Regions from separate parts of the Homo sapiens genome. Here region 1 is linked to region 2. Evidence: chromatin loops called from intact Hi-C (ENCODE). Cell type or tissue: B cell. All regions are shown on one strand. Each heading gives the region's core, and the rest is flanking DNA. Links, peaks and the distances in the headings are about the cores only. Region 1 overlaps TBC1D9 (TBC1 domain family member 9). Region 2 overlaps TBC1D9 (TBC1 domain family member 9).

What was found. A loop is a pair of places that touch in the nucleus more often than their neighbours do. Peaks named below come from ENCODE experiments on the same cell type or tissue, not always from the same donor. Only the 100,000 strongest peaks of a DNase experiment are listed, where the experiment ranks them.
Region 1: a loop joins it to region 2, with 2.2 times the contacts of the local background. A loop is called at or near these places in 5 of 110 quality-filtered maps.

The regions. Positions count from the first base shown.
Region 1 is chr4:140,674,506-140,679,889 of GRCh38, forward strand. TBC1D9 (TBC1 domain family member 9) reads right to left here. Exons shown (of 21, transcript NM_015130.3): 4 at 5,110-5,338; 5 at 4,437-4,698; 6 at 2,389-2,596. Among named protein-coding and RNA genes, the nearest start is that of TBC1D9-AS1, 35 kb to the right of the region's middle. In B cell, for the core only: no CTCF peak of the experiment used is centred there; no DNase peak of the experiment used is centred there; H3K27ac peaks cover 1,558 bases.
Region 2 is chr4:140,740,916-140,746,299 of GRCh38, forward strand. The region is part of intron 1 of TBC1D9 (TBC1 domain family member 9); the gene reads right to left. It overlaps LOC124900786 (a long non-coding RNA gene), which reads left to right. Exons shown (of 3, transcript XR_007058282.1): 3 at 4,456-4,524. Among named protein-coding and RNA genes, the nearest start is that of TBC1D9, 13 kb to the right of the region's middle. In B cell, for the core only: a CTCF peak has its summit at 2,540 (motif pointing right); DNase peaks (open chromatin) are centred at 1,826 and 2,556; H3K4me3 peaks cover 1,797 bases; H3K27ac peaks cover 5,000 bases.

The DNA of each region.
Region 1 (5,384 bases), core at 272-5,271, 66 kb before region 2:
AAACTGCAGGATTTAAAATTTAATTGTGATATGAATGTGATGGTGTATGCCTGTAATCTCAGCTACTCATGGGACTAAGGCAGGAGGCTCATTTGAGCCTAGGAGCTCATGTCTAGTCTGTGCAATAGACCAAGGCCCCTATCTCTTAAAAAAAAATTACATTGTAGAAGAATATATATATATATATTTTTTTTTAATTTTTTATTTTTTAGAGATAAGGTCTTGCTCTGTCACCCAAGCTGGAGTGCAGTGGTTCGATCATAGCTCACTGTGATCTCAAACTCCTGGGTTCAAGTGATCCTCCCACTTCAGCCTCCCAAGTAGCTAGGACTACAGGAGCACATCACCATCCCCAGCTAATTTTTTTAAATTTTTAATTTTTAATAGAGATGGGGCCTTGCTATGTTGCCTAGGCTGGTCTTTGAACTCCTGGCCTCAAGCAGTCCTCCTGCCCCGGCTTCCCAAATTTCTGGGATTACAGGTGTGAGCCATCACATCTGGCCTATAGAAGAATATTTAATGATTTGAAGGACACTTTAAGATATACTCAATGTTAAAGGAAATAACTAAAAATAAAAATTCCCTATAAAGTGTTTTACATCTAAATTATATAAATGACACATACACAGCAATGCAGAGAAAAAACTAGAAAGCTGTACAATAGAATGTTAACAGTGGTCCTCTCTGAACAGTGGAACTAGGGCGGACTTTTCTCTTTATTTGTCTGTATTTTACAAATTCTGGGATAAAGATATATTACTCTTAAAACAAGAAAATAAGAAGAAACTATGCCTAATTAAAAAAAAAGAAAAAGATAAAGAAGGCAGAGAGAAACCCGAATCCTTTGCTAAAGGGATGTTAGCAAGGGGACAATCCTGATCAAATACCCAAAGCCTCTGGCCACCTTAGCTTCCAGAAAGGACCAGGGTAGGTTGGAAGAGGTCAGGTTAGAAACTGCAGGGCTGCTGGCCCCTGCACTGCCCTTTCTCTGACATCCTAACCTGGGGTCTTTGTCAACTCCAAGCCTCACAGCAAAGCTTCCAGACAAGTACCAGAGTAAGCTATCATCCTGGAGTTAGGATGGAACCCACCTCCACCCCAGAACAATAATAATGTTTCTTAGACTTTACTGTGCATAAGAATTGGCCTGTAAATGTATTAAAACAGAGATCTAAAACTTGCAGAGATACAGATTCAGAAGATCTGGGATGGACTCAGGAATCTACCATTGTAAGCAGCAGCATGATGGTTCTAACACAGGAAATCAGCCGAGCAGAGCCCAACAAACACGTGGCTTTCTGACTCACAACCTAGACTGTCTCCTTTAGACCAGGGTGCCCTCAGACCTTGAGCCAGGTACAATAAACATGTTTCCTAGTTTCTGTATTTGATGCTTTGGCATCTTGGGGGCCTTGCTGACCCTGGAGGGATTACCCTTCCCAGGGCTAGCCAATTTCTAGAAAATTGCTTTCAAAGCAAATCAACCAATCTGGAGCCCACACCTCAACCACTTCCTTTATTGAATGCTCACACTCAAGACTACTATTTCCTTGCCCTTTTTAACCCATGGACAACTAGGGACAACCCCTATGCCCCACAGCCCACCAAAATTGTTCCAATTATCCAAGCCTAAGCCTATTTACTCGGCGTAGCCCATTTCTTCCCTTGAAATCACATAAAGGATCTTGCCCACATTTTCTTTCCCTCCTGCCTCCTCTGACCATGGTGCTTCCACGTGTGGCCCAGCACATCGCGTGGCATGCCCTTGCCTTTCAGGATCTGTGCATAAAACAAGCTATTTCAATAGCACTCATCCCCTGATTGCTGGCCTCGTTAAGCTTGAATTGTAATAAAACCTACATTTAGGCCGGGCACAGTGGCTCATGTCTGTAATCCCAGCACTTTGGGAGGCCAAGGTGGGTGGATCACCTGAGGCCAGGAGTTCGAGACCAGTCTGCCCAACATGGTGAAACTCCATCTCTACTAAAAATACAAAAATTAGCTGGGCATGGTGGCAGGCGCCTGTAATTCCAGCTACTCAGGAGGCTGAGGCAGGAGAATCGCTTGAACCTGGAGGGTGGAGGTTGCAGTAAGCTGAGATCATGCCACTGCACTCCAGCGTGGGTGACAGAGCGAGACTGTCTCTAATAAAATAAAATAAAAACAAAACCTACATTAAAAAACCCCCATGCAGCTTCTGGAAGAAGAGATCTCACAGGTCCCAGAGTCACAGCAGTGACAACAAATGAAAGAATGCAGGTGCCACCAAAGACGCATGAACATTCACCTGTGTTCAAAAGCCAATTGTTGGTAAAAAAATTATTCCTGGTTCACCCAGAAAAGTATTACAAATGAAACTTAAAATATCAATTTTTATCAGATACTTACCTCACGGAGCGGGATAATGAGGCTACATAAGTTCTCCTCCTTGCTGGTAAAACAGATGTAATTTGTGGACACAAACATCTGCCCCAAAATGTGCATTTTGTTAAATGGAGTCCAGAGAGTGCAGTCTGTGTGGCCATCTAATTTTTCATCTTTGGGCAGCCGGAAAAGTGCACGGTATCTCTCACTCTTTGCCCTGGCATCAAGATCACTGGAAAGCAATAATTACAATTCACATAAGAAAAATGTTTCCATACCTTCTAAATTATGCAGCAGCGGAAGTTCCCCCAGCCCATTTTCCACCTCCTCAATCTTGCTAGACTCATCCCCCGCTTCTCAGCTTTCTTTATATTGAAGTTAACCCCAACCTAATGACCCAAAAGCGTAATAAAATTATCTTATTATATTTCAGTCCCTTGCATAGTCACTTATAATCCATGTCTGTAAATGTTAAAGAATCATAGCAAAAATAAGCCTGAACAGGAAACTCTTCCTCTTTCTAAAGAAATGCAATACACTCTAAAGAGGTCACTGCATTTACTCTTATCCAAGCCACTTTAGGGGGGGCCTTATCTTTTAAGACCTAATGAGAATGCAAACCAGCCATATAAATCCACTGGGCCTCAGTGTCCACCCCAAATCGACAACAAAGCTGCAGGAAAAGACACAGGAACAACTCACCTTGGGCAACTATGGCTTCTGACCTTAGCTGGGTCTTCTGTTAACTACTATCTTTTCTCTAATGAGTTCTTTGTTCTTGCTCATCATGTCAGTTGTTTAAACCTCTCCCCTCAAGCTTCTACCTGACATCAGCCTCGTGATGGTCTAGTCTCTGACTTCATAGAGCAAAGGTCCATGATGCAGAAGCCCCCTCCAATTCCTTCCCTTCTGTCTCCAAAGTCACCTCCATCCTCACCTACTCTTACTTCCTCTCCATTCCAAAGGAAAAGGTATATCAGGACACACAAGCATCCTTTCCATGCTTTCTCTACAAAATATCACTTCTTAAATGATCAACTTTCTTATAACTATCTCTATGTCCCTTCCTGTCTCCACACCTACCCTCACCAAAATGCTCTTCCCATCTGCCTCCTTCATTTGATACTATGTTCAAATCTTTTTCATTCTAAAAAAAAAAGCAATCCTCCCCTCCTTTACCACTGAATTTCTTGAAAATGAAGTCTGTATTTGCCTAGTTCCCTTTCCTTGTCTTTTATTTTTTATTTGATCCGCTGCAGTAGCAGCATCTATCTTACACTGCTCTTTTGAACATGTCTCAAATCACCAAGGACATCTTAATTACAAAGACCTCTGGTTAGATTTCAACTACCAAATGCACATCAATGATTTCCAATTTTGTATATCTTACTGGACTGATCTCTACTTAGATGAGCTACAGGCACCTCAATTCAACATAATCAAAGCTGAGCTATCGTATCCCTTGGACATGCTCTTCCTTCTCTCATTCCCTGTGTTGATGAAGGGTAATTCCAGGCACATGGGGCATCAACTTTCCATCACCCTCTCTCTAGCTCTGCTCTCACATTCAGACTTTGAGGCTTCTCTGCAGCCTCTCCTCATCCCATGCCCTGCCACCTACTAGCCATGTGACAAAGTTACTTCTCTCTGTGTTTTCCCTTGTGTTTCCCCCATCGTCATCTTCCCTCTGCTTGAAATATCCAGGCATGGATATGTACCTGCACAGGTAACTTCTATCACCTCTTCAGAGCCCAGCTCAAAGCAGCCTCCACTGAGAGGCCTTTCTTACCCACTCTTCCCCATCTGGGCTGAGGCTATCACTCCCCATGTGTGCACCCACAGCACTGTGTTCACAGGACCAGAAGAGTGCCTGCTGCCTTGTGTTGGAGCAGGTCATGTCTGTCTCACTTTCTGAACTGGTAGCACCTCAGCTAGTCTTTTTTAGTTTTGTATCTATACACAGAAGAGTGTTCAGAACCCTTGAAGATCGTCAGAGAAGGTTACACTGAATAAATGAATGAGTGAGTTTCTCATTTCTAAAGTCTGGAAGATACAAGGTCTCTATCACCCACCGTTTTAGAGCAGACACTTTTTTAGGAGATTTCCTTTTGAGTTTGGGCAGGGATCGATCTTGTTCAAATCCCTCATTGTCTAAGAGTTGCCTCATGGCTATGTTGGCAAGCTGCTCCATTAACTTGAAGGTCTCGTTGATGTTGAGGAATACAGAGAAGAAATGCTCACTGGACCGTGTGCTCACTTTGATCACATCAGGCAGAAGCAGGGTGGCATTCTTCTCAAGCTGAGTGATGTCTACCCACCGGATGACCAGTTTCGCTGAGCACAAGGAACAAGCCTGGGTCAACATCTGATTCCTGAAAACGCTTTCAAGATATTGCAGTCTCACAACCCCACTCCCCCATCCCACTGAACTCCTTTGAGTTTATAATACCATATTTGTTTTGCTTGTTCATTTTAAGAGGTAAATCTGGGCCATGTGAATTCTGAGGTCAGAATTATAGATTTAATCCATGTCTACTGAATTAATTACACCTTTAGTGAATCTTTATTACTTAGTGACCATTTTGAACTGAAAAATAATTAAATTCACTTCAGTAGTAAAAAAAAATTAGTATTGACTTAGTTATAACTATAGATTTATTTCTGATATTTTGATGTGGTTTATGAGTTCAGGGCAAACCTCAGTAGACTTTCCAAAGTTTCCTGCTGAAATTTTAGATGACTTACCTTCCCTTCCCATAAGAAAAGAATAAAAGCAAAGGTGGTTAATGCTGAGGTACATCCAACCCTGACGGGGGACCTTCCCCTTCCAATAGCTGCAAGAGTAATAGTTGACGAGTTTCTCTTCCTCTGGCATCCCAAACAGCCTATGAAATTTCACAATGGCTTCTTTAAACTTCTCCGTGTCATCATCTTCCTTTACATCATTGATTTTGTTGTATTCTGCAATGATGCCCTAATAAGGAATAAAACACAAAGCACACAACTGGTATTAATATGAC
Region 2 (5,384 bases), core at 173-5,172:
AGAATATGTAAATAACCTATAAACCAAAAATAAAATTCTAAGCCCTCCAACCAACTGAATGGACCTCTCCTCTCAGCCAAGGGACTTCAAAAGTAAACTGAAAAACTAGTTCAGGCCATGGTAGGAAGAATAGAGCAGGGTGGGGTGGTGAGGGCTGTCAGTCATACCTCATTATAATCTCCTCCCTTTGGAATTCCAGAAAAACTGACCAGTATTAACATTAAAACAGAGATCTGAAGACTTACAAAACAGATTCTTTGTAGGAAGAAGATACCAAACTCCAACGTGACTCTAGTATAGCATTACATGAGAAATAGCAGGCCCTAAAGAAAGAAATTGAAGTATTTTACCCCAAAATATTTCTTTGACATATTTAAAGTGGCCCTGCAAAGCTATCTCTTGTGGGGGAAATCTACATTTTGCAGAGAATCCCTTTCCCTTTCCAAATCTCCTCCAGATCCAGAAGAGATTTAATTAAGAATCTAGCACCTTTTAAGATCTGATCAGAGACATTTATCAGGCCAGGTGTGGTGCCTCACGCCTGTAATCCCAGCAATTTGGGAGGCTGAGACAGGCGGATTGCTTGAGCTCAGGAATTCAAGACCAGACTGGGCAATGTGGTGAAACCCTGTCTGTACAAAAAAATACAAAAATTAGCTAGGTGTAGTGGCATGTGCCTGTAGTCCCAGCTACTTGAGAGGCTGAGGTGGGAGTATGGCTTGAGTCCAGGAGGCAGAGGATGCAGTGAGCAGAGATCATGCCAATGCACTCTAGCCTAGGCGGCAGAGCCAGACCCTGTCCAGATAAAAACAAAAACAAAACAGAGACATTTACCATCTTTCTCGCTAAAGCCTGCTATCTGGAGGCTTCATCTACATAATAAAAATCTTGATCTCCACAACCCCTTATCTTAACCCAGAAACTCCTTTCTATTGATTCCAAGTCTTTAGACAATAACTTAACTCTTCCAATCAATTGCCAATCAGAAAATCTTTGAATCCACATATGACCTGGAAGCCCCCTCCCTTTTGAGTTGTCCTACCTTTCCAGACCAAACCAATGTACACCTTACATGGGTTGGTTCACGTCTGCCTGTAACTTGTGCCCCTAAAATGTACAAAATCAAGCTATAACTCAATGACCCCGGGCACATGTTCTCAGGTCCTCCAGAGGCTGTGTCATGGGTCATGGTCCTTACATTTGGCTCAATAAATCTCCTTAAATATTTTACAGAGTTTGGATTTTTTCATCAACAAAGCTAACAGCAAAACTGTGACATGCCATTTGAAATCAACTAGAAGCCAGTGGCAATTGCAGAACACCTTAAAAAATGACTCGCCGGGCACAGTGGCTCACACCTGTAATCCCAGCACTTTGGGAGGCTGAGGCAGGTGGATTATGAGGTCAGGAGTTTGAGACCAGCCTGGCCAATATGGTGAAACCCCGTCTCTACTAAAAATACAAAAATTAGCTGGGCATGGTGGCGGGCATCTGTAGTCCCAGTTACTCAGGAGGCTGAGGCAGGCTAATTGCTTGAACCTGGGAGGTGGAGGTTGCAGTGAGCCGAGATTGCACCACTGCATTCCAGCCTGGGCAACAGAGTGAGACTCTGTCTCAAAAAAAAAAAAAAAAAAAAAAAAAGACTGACTCATCCACTGGGCTTTTTAGAATGCACATCTGACAAGAAAAGAAAACAAAGAAAAGCAGAAGGTGGGTTATTGACTTCTTCACAGTTCTCTAGTTTCACTAGTAGAGGATGTTTTCAAATTACAAATTTCTAGTAACTATACATACACACACTCCCCACAAACCCCCAAAGAGAAAAGGTGACCCCTCCTCCTGTCTTTCCCACTCCAGTCCTCTCCCTGGTGATTCCAGTTTGCCATTCTCAGAGAGGACTATTTGTGCAAGAAGGAAACAGAAGAGAAAAGAGAGAAGAAAGAAGGTGCAGGGGCAGGGGAGAGAGGAGGAGCAGGAGGAGGAGGAGGAGGAGGAGAAAGAGAAAGAAAGAAACTACCTTTTACTGGTAGAGCTTTCAAAATGTACATACAGTATCAGGAAGGGAGGAAAAGGAAGGGAAGGAAGGAGAGAGAAAGGAAGGGATGGAGGGAGGGAGGAAGGAGGAAAGGAAGGAGGGAAGGACAGATGGAAGGAGTTACGTAGAAACAATTTAAGGTTGCTGATCAAAAATTATCTTCTCCAAAAAGCCTGAGTATTTGACTTAATGTTGTCAAACTGCCTAAATATCAGACAGATATCCATTTGCTTTAACAGCATCCTTCAGAAAATGTAATGTCTCTGTAAACTGCAGAACTCTTCCATTACTCACACATTGCTGTGAATTAGAGCCAGTTGCCTCCTAATACCTACATGAGATCATCACCAAGGGAGGACAATGATGGGACAATCATCTATGAATGGTTCTTTATGTTTCCTGTATTTTACATGACTTATCTCAGATTCTTCATAACGGGTGCTAAAACGTTATTAAGCCACATTTTAAATAAGGGAATTAAGCTCAGAGAGGAAGAGAAACTTTGCAAATCACATGTCCAACAGGTGGAGCTGTGATTTGAATCCAGCTGTCTGCTTACTAAGTGAAGGACTAAAGAGTAGAAGTCAGTGAGGGAGGCAGAGAACACAAAGACGCTGTGCAAAGAGCCACCCTCAGGGCTTTTGTCTGTGGCATTCCCTGCACACTGCTGTGCCATGAAGCAGGCATGGGCTTCCACCTCCAAGACTCAGAACTCAAGGTGGTACCTACCACAGCTGTTGGCATTGTAAGCTGCCTAGGTCCACATAATTACAAATCCTGTTCTGTACATAACTACAAAACAGGCTTTTGTGGTCAGGCCTGGGAACCATATCACAATTCACAATCTGACTCTTCATAAAGTGGGTCCTCTCTGTGCATGAGGAAGGCAAAGCAGAAAGGATATGCAGTGTCCCTAGAGCAGCAGGTCTGCCTCAACCTTTCAAATTCCTCAAATTTCTAGGACGCTTGGAGTAAATTTTTTCTTGCCTAGTTTTTGTGGCCAGTTTACAAACACCCAGAAGTTGTTAAATGTCATGTCAAATCCTGCACAAATTATAAGCATTCATTCCCACGGTTTCTTTGTAGAATAAATCAGTCTCAAGAGAAATTGGTATGGACAATGGAATTCTGTGAACAAAATTATCTTAAAGTTGATAATAATAATGGGATGGAGGTGGGGGGGATTCATGGGACAAGCAAGCAAAATCTGCTTTTGTCTGGTCATGTTTCCTGTCAGCAGCATTTTCCTATTAATAATATGTATTATGAGCCAACTCCACACACAGCTATAGACTACTGCCCACCCCAACACATAGAAGTCACCAATATAAACCAAAAATAAAATTCTGACCCCCCAACTGACTGAATGGACCCTTTCTCTCAGCCAAGGGAACTTCAAAGAAACCAAAAAACTAGTTCAGGCCATGATGGGAAGGTGGGTTTTCAGACATGCTTCATTATACCCTTCTCCCTTTCAAATTCAGGCACAACTGACCAGCATTAACATTAAAACAGAGATCAGGTCACTTTTCTGATCCTAAAGAGATTAGCTAGGTGTCTAGCACCTTTTAAAGGTCTGAGTAGAAAACACTTGCCATCTATTCCCACTAAGGGCATCCACCTGTGAGACCTCATCTACGTAAGAGCCTTGGGGCCCTGGCTGTGGCTCACACCTGTAATCCCAGCAATTTAGGAGACCAAGGTGGGTGGATCACCTGAGGTCAGGAGTTTGAGACCAGCTTGACTAACATAGTGAAACCCCGTCCCTACTAAAAATACAAAATTAGCTGGGTGTGGTGGCACACACCTGTAGTCCCAGCTACTTCAAAGGCTGAGACAGGAGAATCGCTTGAACCTGGGAGATAGAGATTGCAGTAAGCCGAAATCTTGCCACTGCACTCCAGCCTGGGTGACAGAGCAAGAGTGTTTAAAAAAAAAAAAAAAAAAAAAAAAAGAATCTCAGTCTTCACAACCCCTTACCTTTACCCAGTCACTCCTTTCTATTCACAACTCCTATCTTAACCCAGTCACTCTTTTCTATTGATTCCAGATCTATAGATAATAACTCTTTAAACCAATTGCCCATCAGAAAATCTTTCAATCCACCTGTTACCTGGAAGCCCCACCTCTTTGAGTAGTCCTGTCTGCCCAGACAAAACCAATTACACCTTACATATACTGATGTCTTATGTCCATCCCCCTAAAAAGTATAAATCCAAACTATAACCCAGCCACCTTGGACACCTTGGACATGTTCTCAGGACCTCTTGAGAATGTGCCTTGGACCACAGTCACTCATATTAGGCTCAGAATAGACTTCTTTAAATATTTTACAGAGTTTGATTCTTTTCATTGACACCAATTATAACATTAAGTTCCATTAGGAGCTAACATAAATTTTAACTGCTTTTGTATTACAGTTGACCTTTAAACAACATGGGTTTGAACTGCCTGGATCTACTCACACAGGGATTTTCTTCAGCCTCTGTCACCTGAGACAGCAATACCAATCCCTCCAACTCCTCTTCCTCAGCCTACTCAACTTTGTGAAGACGATGAGGACAAAAACCTTTATGATGAACCACTTCCATTTAATGAACAGTAAATATACTTTCTTTTCCTTAGGATTTTCTTAATAACACTTGCTTTTCTAGCTTGCTTTATAATAAGACTGCAGTATATAATACATATAACAAAAAATATGTGTAATCAACTGTTAATGTTATCAGTAAGGCTTCTGGTCAACAGTAGGTTATTAGGAGTTAAGTTTTGGGGGAGTCAAAAATTATACAGATTTTTGACTGCATGGGGGATTGGCATCCCTAACCCCCTGTGTATTTATAAATAAATACACAAGCACTACTAGTTGCAACTTTACTAATACAGTACTTACAAGCTGGCAAGATGAAAGCATTTATCCTAAAAACATACACCTCCTAACCAGTCAGGGCTTCATGAATATCACTTTGTTATTTCTCATACATTTCTGGGAATTATTTGGTTGTTTGATTATAAAATGGAAAGTCTCCCTAGTTGTGGAGGTCTCCACTGAATGCACTATGTCAAATTCCTGGACAGTCCAATGCTCTAACTCAGATGGAACAATTTGATATGGACTTAATTAGTCTGCACTCTTACCATCTCCATGCCTATGTTCTCAAATCTCCCGAATTTGTTCACCCATGTTTCATCTCAAGGTTAATAATGTGACCCAACAAAAACTGGCTTTTTCTTTTAAATCTTTGTAAAGTTCAGCGCCCTAAACATAGTTGATACACAAACACATTTCTGAGAGAACAGCTTACTGAAGGAATCACACATTTGATTTTGTATAACGAGAAACTGTCTC